3 separate regions of the Homo sapiens genome follow, and regions 1 and 3 are each linked to region 2. Evidence: chromatin contacts called from ENCODE Hi-C or POLR2A ChIA-PET data. All regions are on one chromosome and are shown on one strand. The core of a region is the stretch at or near the end of the contact, and the rest is flanking DNA. Distances in the headings are between cores, read along the strand shown.

Region 1 (3,296 bases), core at 387-2,886, 310 kb before region 2:
TTGAAACCAGGAGGCGGAGGTTGTAGTGAGCCAATATCTCACCACTGCACTCCAGCCTGGGTGACAGAGTAACAGTGTCTCAAAAAAAAAAAAAAAAAAAAGAAAAACAGAGTAGAACTAAGGTACATAAAGTAGTTGGGTGTGGCAGGAATGATAATAGAGACAAATAAGCAAAGCATCATTATTTAAGAAAAAAAAAGGAGTTGGTCTATGTGCACCATACTTACAGATCACAACTCTAGCCAATAGCTAGTGTAAGCTGTAACATCCAAAACAAGCTATTTTGTAGACTTCTGTAAGGTTCCTGAATAAATATAAATGATATTTTTGTTCATCCAGTTTAACCTGGGTCAAATGCTTTAAGCCAATGCTAAGTGCTAAGCTGAGCCCTTTCCTTAAGGAGTCTTCTTTTTAGTGGATAGATTCGAGGAAACAAAAACATGCTGAGTTTTCCTAAATAAAAATATGGATAAGCTAAGGTGAACATTGATGATTAGAGTTAGTTCTGACTGAAAGGAACATGGAAAGCTTGTGAAAAATACCCATTTAAGTGGATTTTGAATCGGGGGACAGGGACTGGAGAAGATGGAAGTGGAAAGATCAAGGTCCTAGCCCAATTTTAATGGAAGAATCAACACAGAGCTCCTGGAGATGTGAGTGCTTCTGATTAACTTGCAATCTGACCACAGAAGAAATCTGACTTAGCCAATTAACTGTGGATGTTAAATTAGCTTTTCATTAGTAATAATTGTTATGATGGATAGATAATTTATGAATTCTGAGGAATACTCCACACATTCAAACAAGGGCTTTATCTTTTAAAAGCATCATTATAACAAAAATAATATTATATGTGGCTACTATTCCCTCAATGGTGGGAAAGAAAGAGGGGGTTGTGGAAGGGTTTTGGAGAAGTGGATGATGACCTTGAGATCTAAAAGATAAGATACAGGGAGGCCACATAGAGAAGGAGGTATAGGGAGGATATTCCAAGCACAGACAGCAGCAAGTAAAGGGGGCAACAGGGAATTTAATGGAATCAAGAAATGCCAGTAGTTGTGAAGGGCTGCAGTACAGAAGGGTTAACAGAGAGGAGTGACCATAATGATGTATGAGCCACATCTTCTAACGACTCATATACCACATGAAGTTTAGCTCTTATCCTAAAGACAACGGAAGTCACCCAAGCATTTTATACAAAGAGCAGACTTTCACTTTAGAAAAATCCCTCTGGCAGCTGGAAGAAAAAGAGATGAGTAATATGTAGGCAGATTGAAGGCAGAAAGACCAGTCCACATTCCAAGTGACCAGTTGGTGGCCAAAGCATGGTGGGGTCCCCTAGCCGAGTGTATAACTAAGGCTTGTTCTGAAGAGCTGGAGAAAGAACCTACGTTCAAACTGCCTGGTTATATCGTCAAAGTCTCTCGCCACCCCTTGTTTGTCAGAACATTGCTTGAGCCAATTTTTTAAACCATAAGCCTGAGGAACAAGAATATCACATACATTGAGGAAATTTTAATTTAACTTTCCTGAGAGCTGGAAACCAACTTCTTGCAAAGTTCAGCACATTCCTCAAAGCTGCTCTCACTTCCCTGCCTGGCTGAGTCAGGAAGGAAAAGGGCTTCGTTGCTAAGACAACTCCATCCAAGGCCTTCCACATTGCCTGCCCTCTGCTTAAACCCTCTGGGATTGCTTGGAAAATTACAAACCTAAACTATAAATGCCTCTTCTTCACTTACCTTTTCCAGAAACACCACTTAGATATCGCTTTCTAGCAACCATTTTATTTCTGTTACCAGTTTCACCACCCCAGACTCTCCCTTTCTAAGGAAACCTGGACTTCCCAGTCAAATTGGATTTTATTTTCTGATATTTTCAGACTTCATTTACTATTATTCTATTTGTTTGAAAACGATTCTAAGAAGCAGATAGGGAAAGAGAAAGGATGCTTCTGATCTAATATATTGCTCAAGTCTAGGTGCTATGAGGCATACAAGTACCAAATCTACACTCATTTCCTTGTTAAAACATATGACGCCATATATTGAGTAATAGCAATATTATATACTAGCATCTGGATTTCAACAAAGTGTTTGGCAAAGTTTCAGGATAAGGAACAAGGTGAGGAAATGAGGACTGGATAAGGTTGTATGGTTAGCATGATTCAAATCTGACAGTATCCACAAGGTGTTGATTAATGGATTGCTGTCATATTGTGGGAAGGGTTCTAATTTTAACCCTTTCCTGTTCCTCAAATTTATAGTCACTTAGATAGCAACATATGCTGTTAGTTGTGCAAATGACCCAATTCATTTAGTGCAATGCTAGGCACTTAGCAATTGTTCAATAAATGTTTGTTGAGTTTAATGGAGAGGAAACTGTTGATACTTTATGTGACCAAATCACAATTGTAAATGAGTTCATTAGGCTGAAAGTCAAAATACAAATATGATGATATTGAAAAGGGATAAGTGAATTTTGTGCTTTTGGACTCAAATAATCAATGGTACAACTATAGCACTTGGAAAGCCCAATTTAACATATAAATTAAAACATGTCTTTAAAAAGTTAGCACTACAGGCTAAATATGAATTAATAGGCTGTTCCCTTCTCCTACAAAATTAATATAAGTTACAGAATGTCATGTGCTGATCAAGGGCAATCATAGCCTGTTCTCTGTGCTGTTTAGATAACATCTGGAAACTGTGTTTCATGCTAGGCAATGCATCTTAAGAGGATTATTAATCAAGAGACCATAATGCCAAGGGATTCCTATAAGAAATAGGTAGAGATATTTGGATTATATGCCCAGGTTATTTTTTAGAAACTTTTTTTTTTTTTTGAGACAGGGTCTCACTCTGTACCCCAGACTGGAGTGCAGTGGCACGATCTTGGCTCACTGCAACCTCTGCCTCCCAGATTTAAGCGAGTCTCCTGACTCAGCCTCCCAGGTAGCTGGGACTATAGGCATGCACCACCACACCCAGATAATTTTTCTATTTTTAGTAGAGACGGGATTTCACCATGTCGGACAGGCTGGCCTCAAACTCCTAACCTCAGGTGATCCACCCACCTCAGCCTCCCAAAGTTCTGGGATTACAAGTGTGAGCCACCGCACCGGCCCTATTTTTTAGAAACTTGAGCAGGAGTAGGGGTGGTAATGGGAGTCTTCTTGATAGCTACCTCCACATATCCAAAAGCTATCATCTATAAGCAAGATTTATTCTTAGTAGCTCTAGCTTAGCTCAACTAAGCTAAGTTTAAATTAGCTTAACTAGGAGCTTGAAAAAAAATGA
Region 2 (3,469 bases), core at 498-2,997:
GTATATACCCTTGAAGATACAAAGACTTAATAATAACACCTGAAGAATATTTCCCTGCCCCCTCCCACACACACACACACACACACACACACACACACACACAAATACTAGGGAAGTGTGCTCCTCCTCAGATCCTCCAGCTGTGGGCTTCCTAATTAAAAAGGCTGAGCTGTTTCCTGCTCAAAACACTTCAAAAGACCTTTTTGTTGTTCTCCACTTGACATATAGTTCGCAGCACTTGTTCCTCTTACCTGTCCATTCTTATTTATAGAGAGCTTTCTTGAATCAGAAACCAAGAAGTGATGCAGAGACCATTTTATTTTATAAAGTTGAAGGACAATAATATTTATGTTAAAAAAAAATCCAAGTAGCTGAATTAGCAACTCAGTAATTTTGCTAGACTGGCAAAAAGGAACAATGCATGTGGCATAGTTTTTAAAACATAAATTTTTATAGCATAATTTAAAAACAGTATTTATTACTGGCTGATTTTTAAAATAAATGGGTATTTTCACTTGCTGTAAATGTGACATGTTAAAATCTATTTTTAAAAAAATACTGAGTTTGATATTCATGTTTAAAGTTGGAGACTGTTGTAAAAGTCTGCCTCTGAATTTGATATCTTAGACAAGGAATATTTACCTTGGTACAAATCAAATGGATGAGAGATCTAAACATAAAATAGTCAACAGAATCGTCTTTTGTGGATTCAAAATAGAAACGGTACAAGTAGCAAACACTGACAAATAGCCCTTTTTAAAAGCCCAATCTAAAAATCGACGTCCACAAAAGCTTTCTTTTCCAAGTATTTGCCTATAAAGTTATTTCAACACGGCTCTGACAAATGCCTGTGTGTCCTGTCCCATAGGGAAAGGTGTGAACGCATAACGTTTTGCTCTTTGCAAAAAAGGGTCGTTAATTGTCCGAGAGCAGCCACCGTTTAGGGATGAAGGGAGATTAAGTGATTTTTGGCCAATGCATCTGCCAATTCCCTTCAGGGTAGTCAAGAATGGGGGCCGGCAGCCCTGCTGCAGTTGGAAGGTCTGTCCAAAAAAGGCCGTTTTGGAGAAAGAGGGAGAGACTGCGAGTGGCCGACTGCGCCCCCCTCCCAGCCCTCCGGCCCGGGCGCCTGAGCCGCCGCTCACCTCGGTGTCATTGTTGAGGTTCCAGAGGTCCAAGCGCCCCATCCCGTCCACGCAGGCAAAAAGCGCAGGATGCACGGGGGACCACATGACATCGTACACATAGTCTGCATTGTCTTCAAAGGAGTAGAGCGGCTTGTTGTGCTGTAAAGCAGAGAGACCGTGAAGACTTTGTGGCGCTGCTGCTGCCTCGGGCTGTCTAGAGAGCCTAATTAAAAACTTTGCACATTCACAAAGTGTCATAAAACTTCCCGAGATGAAAGTCCTCGAGAAGGTGAACCGGAGCTTTAATGTGACTAGAACTGTCCAGTGGCATAAATAAATACCGGGGGGAGAGGGGGCCTCTCAAGGGGCTGGTGGCTGGGACCGGGGGTGGGGAGGCGGTTTCAGACAACAGAGTTGTATGAGACATTCCAGACAGGTGGACCGGACTTTCCATTAGTTCGGAATTCTCGCCCGGCAACGCTTTGCGAGATGCTCGGAGCCTAAACCCAACCGTGGTCGGCCCGGCTCAGACCCGCGGGGATGTTCTGAAGCCCCGGCGGTCCCGACCGCCCCGAACCCTTTCATTGAAGGCAACCCCTGCCACCTCGTGGTCCTCGTCTGTAGCTGCAACAGCTGCTGCTACCTCCAGTCCAACTCTAGGCCAAATTCACATTTTAAGGGTTCTTTTGCAGAGAGGAATGCGTGCAAATATTTTAAAGAGGATTACTGCTCTTCCAGGAGGTAATCATTTCGCGATCCTACGCCTTTAGTCTCTCTGCATAGGGTCAGCTCACCCCAATCAGTTGAACTGGTGTGGCTCATTGAAGTGCCCCTGAACCTCTGTACAAAATGAACAGTATTCCTAGATCACCCAGTGTTTTCAAAACCCCCAAAATTGACTTTTGGGTGTTGGGGTGTGTGTGTGGAAATGCGTTAACATACCCCTAGTGCATACAAATGCTTCCACTCCAGAGGGATACAATAAATTAAAATGGCACTCTTGATTTCCAGTGAATATTGTCACATCAAAATAGCACAGAAGTCAGAGGCAAGTTTGAAAGTACACCAGAAATAAAACGTAATTGGACTTCATGAATTATTCATTCCATCTGGCTTGTCTTATTCTAATTTCTGCATAATGGCTTTACTAATCCCTGATCAATTAATGTAAAATGAAATTTAAATGATAATGAAAGCCCTAGAGATAAAAGAAATTAAGTATTCTTATATCCTCTGACAGAAATCTAAACAATGGGAGTTTTTTTCCCCAATGTCTTCTTCATCCAGTCAGCTGTCTGTACTCTCTTCATGGGTTCCACTGAATGCCTGTACAGGCCAGAGTAATAAGATCAAGAAAAGATAACATGCAATATGAACAATCAAATCCTATCTGCACAGAATGTTTAAAGAATGTATCTGTAGGGAATCGGCTCCAAATATTAGAGTGATTTCTCCAAGTGAACTGTTAATATAAAATGCACAAAATATCTCTGCTGAAATGAAAGTGAGAAAAATCAGTGTGAAAACAATAAAACTGTAACCTAAATATCACACAAAAATGTAGTGTAGTAACTGTGAGTTCTCTTTCTATGGACTGTATTTCTTTGACATTTAAAAATCACCGCTTAGAACTGAAGAAACTTTTTTTTTTTTTTTTTTTTTTTTGAGACGGAGTCTCGCTCTGTCGCCCAGGCTGGAGTGCAGTGGCGCGATCTCGGCTCATTGCAAGCTCCGCCTCCCGGGTTCACGCCATTCTCCTACCTCAGCCTCCCGAGTAGCTGGGACTACAGGTGCCCGCCACCAGGCCCGACTACTTTTTTTTGTATTTTTAGTAGAGATGGGGTTTCACCGTGTTAGCCAGGATGGTCTCGATCTCCTGACCTCGTGATCCGCCCGTCTTGGCCTCCCAAAGTGCTGGGATTACAGGCGTGAGCCACCGCGCCCGGCCTGAACAAACTTTTAATACATTAAAGCAACACAGAATATTTTAGATGGGCCACTATGTGGATATAGTGAGATGTGTCTTATTTTTAATTCAAAAAATATCTGACAGAGGGTGTGATTTGAAAAGAATTATATGACATTGAGATAACAAAATGATCAACTGGACATTAGCCTTATAGTTTTTTAAATTTTATGATTCTATAATTCTTTTATGCCAAAGTATGTATTATGTACTATGTTTGCAGTGTGATTTGAAGCCAAAATTATTTGCTTATTGGCTATTTCTGTAGCATCTTTCTTTCTCTCCCTGTTTGGACTACATGATTCAAACTACTTTCTCGATAAAACCTAACTGTCCAATGACACCTGAAAATAGCATAATTGTATCATTTTTCCTT
Region 3 (3,633 bases), core at 114-2,613, 270 kb before region 2:
GAGCCCAGCTGCCAGGATTCAATCCTGGATCCCCTAATTAATAATAGTTCTGTCACTCAGGGGCTTACTAGATAAGAAAGGGAGAAGAATTACACATATGTCTTTGAGGATTGTGTGGAATATAGTTTATTTTCATGTAAAAGAGAGTGTATAAGGAAATAAGGGAAGTTTATAAGGATATCAATCAACAAAGATTAATATGTCTTCAAGTGAATTGCTGCCCTCACTTCTCATTCTTAAGTATTCCACATCTTTTTTCATTCTTTTCCCAGTTACAGTCATTGACCAAAACATTTGCATGTTTCTCACCAGACCAAAACCAAAAGTCATAAAGATCTTTAAGGACCTGTCTCAGTAGGAGTCTTGCAGCTAATCAAAATCCAAGATAAAAGATAATATCAGCCGAGCGTGGTGGCTCACACCTGTAATCCCAACACTTTGGGAGGCCGAAGTGGGTGGATCACTTGAGATCAGGAGTTCAAGACCAGCCTGGCCAAAATGGTGAAATCCTGTCTGTAGTAAAAATACAAAAATTAGCCAGGTGTGGTGGCAGGTGCTTGGAATCCCAGCTACTCAGGAGGCTGAGGCAGTAGAATTGCCGGAACCTGGGAGGCAGAGGTTTCTGTGAGCCAAGATTGCACCACAGTACTCCAGCCTGGGCAACAGAGTGAGACTCTGTCTCAAAAAAAAGAAAAAAAAAAGAAGATAATATTCACCTCCAAGTTGACATCTGCCCTATCCATCGAATCTAGGGAACTTCTTGGCAATTGTAATAGGTAGCATAATAGGTAGAATGTCACTCCAAAGATGTTCTCATCTAAATCCCTGAAACCTGTATGTATGTCTGTTACTTTACATGGCAAAGGGACTTTGCAGATATGATGAGATTAAGTATCTTGAGATAACGGCTTGACTATTCTGGGTAATCCAAGTGAGCCCAGTGGAATCATAAGGGTCCTTGTAAGTGATGGCAGGAGAGTAAGCGTCAAAGAGAGATTTGAGAATGCTGTGCTGCTGGGCTTAAAGATAGAAGAAGGAAATTTGAGCCAAGGACTACAGGTGACCTCTAGAAGCTGAAAAGGCAAAGAAACAGATTCTCTCCTACGGAAAGGTTCTCTGCCTATTGCATGAATCTGGTGAGAGAGAACCCTTGCACAAGTTAGGCAAAGCAGATTTATTACTCACAGATAGGCAGCAAGGATAAACAGAAGCCAAGGATCCATGACAAACTGGTCCCCCAAGACTCAGGAAAGCTGCCTAAGGCAGATTGTCTTGTCTGCACGTGCTTCCTGTTGTACTGCAGCTGAGGGACTCCAGTGGCGTCCCACCCTGGGTTTATATACCCTGGGTGCCACTCAGCTCACTAAGCTCAAGCATTGTAGAACATCCTGTTCCAGGAGCAATGAGGACACACCCAGGTTGTTCTGGACATTTCTTCCTTATCTCAGGATGTTGTATTCTCAGCACAGTCTGCTTGAGAATTGCAAGTAAGAGAGGATTGTTGATTAGGCCGAGGTCATCTGGGGACCTGTCCTCCTGTACACTAGAGCCCCCCAGAAGGAACAGAACACTGCCTACATCTTCATTTTAGCCCAGTGAGATCCAATTTGAACACTTCAGATTTTCAGAACTGCAAGGTAATAAATGTGTGTTGTTTTAAGCTACTAAGATTTATTACAGCAACTGGAGGAAACTAATATATCAAGTCACCTATGATTTTCTTCTCATGCTAATCACTAGATGAAATGGTGTTGTTCAATTTATTCATTAGTTTTCTCCTCACCACTGTATTCCATCCTCCAGGAATACAAGTTCCACAAAATGAGGTGGACTCTCAGAGTGAGCCCCTTGCCTGTGATACCTGAAACTCAATAAATACATGAATTTCTTTGTATTTACATGAGTGCATGAATTGCTAATAATGTTGCTGAAATTTTTTTAACATTAGTAAATGGCACCAGAGATCATGAACGAGTATTCATTCTGAGGTGTTCTTAGGACTCTACTCTGTGTCAGGTAACGTGGGAGATGCTGGGCTTTGAGAGAGGTATAAATGTAGGTCCTGACACCCAGGAGATCTCCATCCAATAACACAGAGTAACAATGTCATATTGATTATAATTCTGTATTAGGCCATTCTCACATTGCTGTAAAGAAATACCTGAGACTGAGTAATTTATAAAGAAAAGCGGTTTAATTGGCTCACAGTTCTGCAGGCTGTACAGGAAGCACAGGGCATCTGCTTCTGGGGAGACCTCAGGAAACCAATCATGGCAGAAGGCAAAGGGAGCAGGCACATCACATGGGGGAAGTAGGAGCGAAAGAAAGAAAGTGGGAGGGGCCACACATTTTTAAAGGATCAGATCTCACAAGAACCCACTCCTGAGTTGCAAGGACAGAACCAAGAGAATGGTGTGAAAATATTCATAAGAAATCTATCCCCATGATCCAATCACCTCCCATCAGGCCCCACCTCCATCGCTGGGGATTACGATTCAACATGCAATTTGGGTGGGGACACATATCCAAACTATGTCAACTTCTGAGATTTTACTACATGTAAGATTGTTTTCGAGAAATTAAAATGCTAACTGAATAGCAATGTTTTGGAAGTCAGTGTTATAGAAGGGAGGCACTGTGGGCTCAGTGGTTAACAGCAACAGCCTTGAACTCAGGAGCCTCAAAGTTGAGAATCCTGACTCTGCCACTACTTTGCCCCAGTGTGACCTGAAGTAGTGACTTAATTCCCACAGACCTTATTTCCTTATCAGTAAAATGGGGGCAAGGCGCAGTGGCTCACGCCTGTAATCCTAAAACTTTGGGAGGGCAAGGCAGGTGGATCACCTGAGGTCAGGAGTTCAAGATCAGCTTAGCTAACTTGCCAAAACCCCATCTCTACCAAAAATACAAAAATTAGCCAGGCATGGTGGCATGCACCTGTAATCCCAGTTACTCAGGAGGCTGAGGCAGGAGAATCACTTGAACCCGGGAAGCAGAGGTTGCAGTGAGCCGAGATCACACCACTGCACTCCAGCCTGGGAGACAGAGCAAGACTTCATCTCAAAAATAAATATAAATAAATAAAATAAAATGGGAATAATGAGATCCATGCCACAAGATAGTGATAATTCAGTAATAAAATGTAGACAAGATACTTTAATGTAATGCCCTGGCACAAAATAATAGCTCAATAAATGATAACATAGAATCTGATTCATTCCTCAATATGCAGAGGCAATTTTTCTGAAACTAAATGGTTTCCCAACTTTCCCTCACCAGGAACCACTGAAGCTGAGTTATCTTATTTTGAGGAGCCTCACTTCCCACATTCCCACTCCTTTCCCCATTCCCAAATTCATAATTTCTGCTTAGCGTTGAAATGATGTGCCAAACCAGATTCTGTCAGCTAAGGTTTCCCTTTGCCTATTTTCCTTCAAAGGATGGACCCCAGCCAGAAAAAGGGTTTTGGAGGTTAGCTAGGAGCCTCTCCAACTGAAAACGCAAATGTGGCTTTGGGGGCACCATAAAAAGGCAGAAATATAAGAACAAAATGATTCCTTGTGGTCAAAATGGATCAGCTACATTTGTTAGGACAATTTTGTTTGCCTATGTTCTTTTTTTAAAAAACACTAT

The links. Hi-C counts contacts between places; a loop is a spot of excess contacts on that map. ChIA-PET counts read pairs that join two places held with the same protein, here RNA polymerase II (POLR2A). Pooled maps may share reads with other maps.
Region 1: a map of endothelial cell of umbilical vein shows a loop between it and region 2 (4-fold over the local background). The contact joins two enhancer-like sites. A Hi-C loop is called at or near these places in 1 of 168 maps with a recorded cell type or tissue (endothelial cell of umbilical vein), 1 of 37 single-sample maps with no recorded cell type and 3 of 50 pooled maps.
Region 3: a pooled map shows a loop between it and region 2 (2.7-fold over the local background). The contact joins two enhancer-like sites. A Hi-C loop is called at or near these places in 4 of 37 single-sample maps with no recorded cell type and 7 of 50 pooled maps. POLR2A ChIA-PET finds 5 or more read pairs at or near these places in 1 of 52 experiments (WTC11).

The regions. Positions count from the first base shown.
Region 1 is chr7:96,387,156-96,390,451 of GRCh38, reverse strand. The region is part of intron 1 of LOC105375410 (a long non-coding RNA gene); the gene reads right to left. Among named protein-coding and RNA genes, the nearest start is that of SLC25A13, 67 kb to the right of the region's middle. Within about 2 kb of position 1,636, at least 4 of the 41 ENCODE cell types and tissues checked have a DNase peak (open chromatin) inside an H3K27ac peak, as active enhancers do.
Region 2 is chr7:96,073,874-96,077,342 of GRCh38, reverse strand. It overlaps DYNC1I1 (dynein cytoplasmic 1 intermediate chain 1), which reads right to left. Exons shown (of 17, transcript NM_001135556.2): 15 at 1,146-1,286. Among named protein-coding and RNA genes, the nearest start is that of MIR591, 140 kb to the left of the region's middle. RefSeq lists enhancers at 1,146-1,319, 1,299-1,566, 959-1,566. Within about 2 kb of position 1,747, at least 2 of the 41 ENCODE cell types and tissues checked have a DNase peak (open chromatin) inside an H3K27ac peak, as active enhancers do.
Region 3 is chr7:96,347,486-96,351,118 of GRCh38, reverse strand. No RefSeq gene overlaps it. Among named protein-coding and RNA genes, the nearest start is that of SLC25A13, 27 kb to the right of the region's middle. Within about 2 kb of position 1,363, at least 2 of the 41 ENCODE cell types and tissues checked have a DNase peak (open chromatin) inside an H3K27ac peak, as active enhancers do.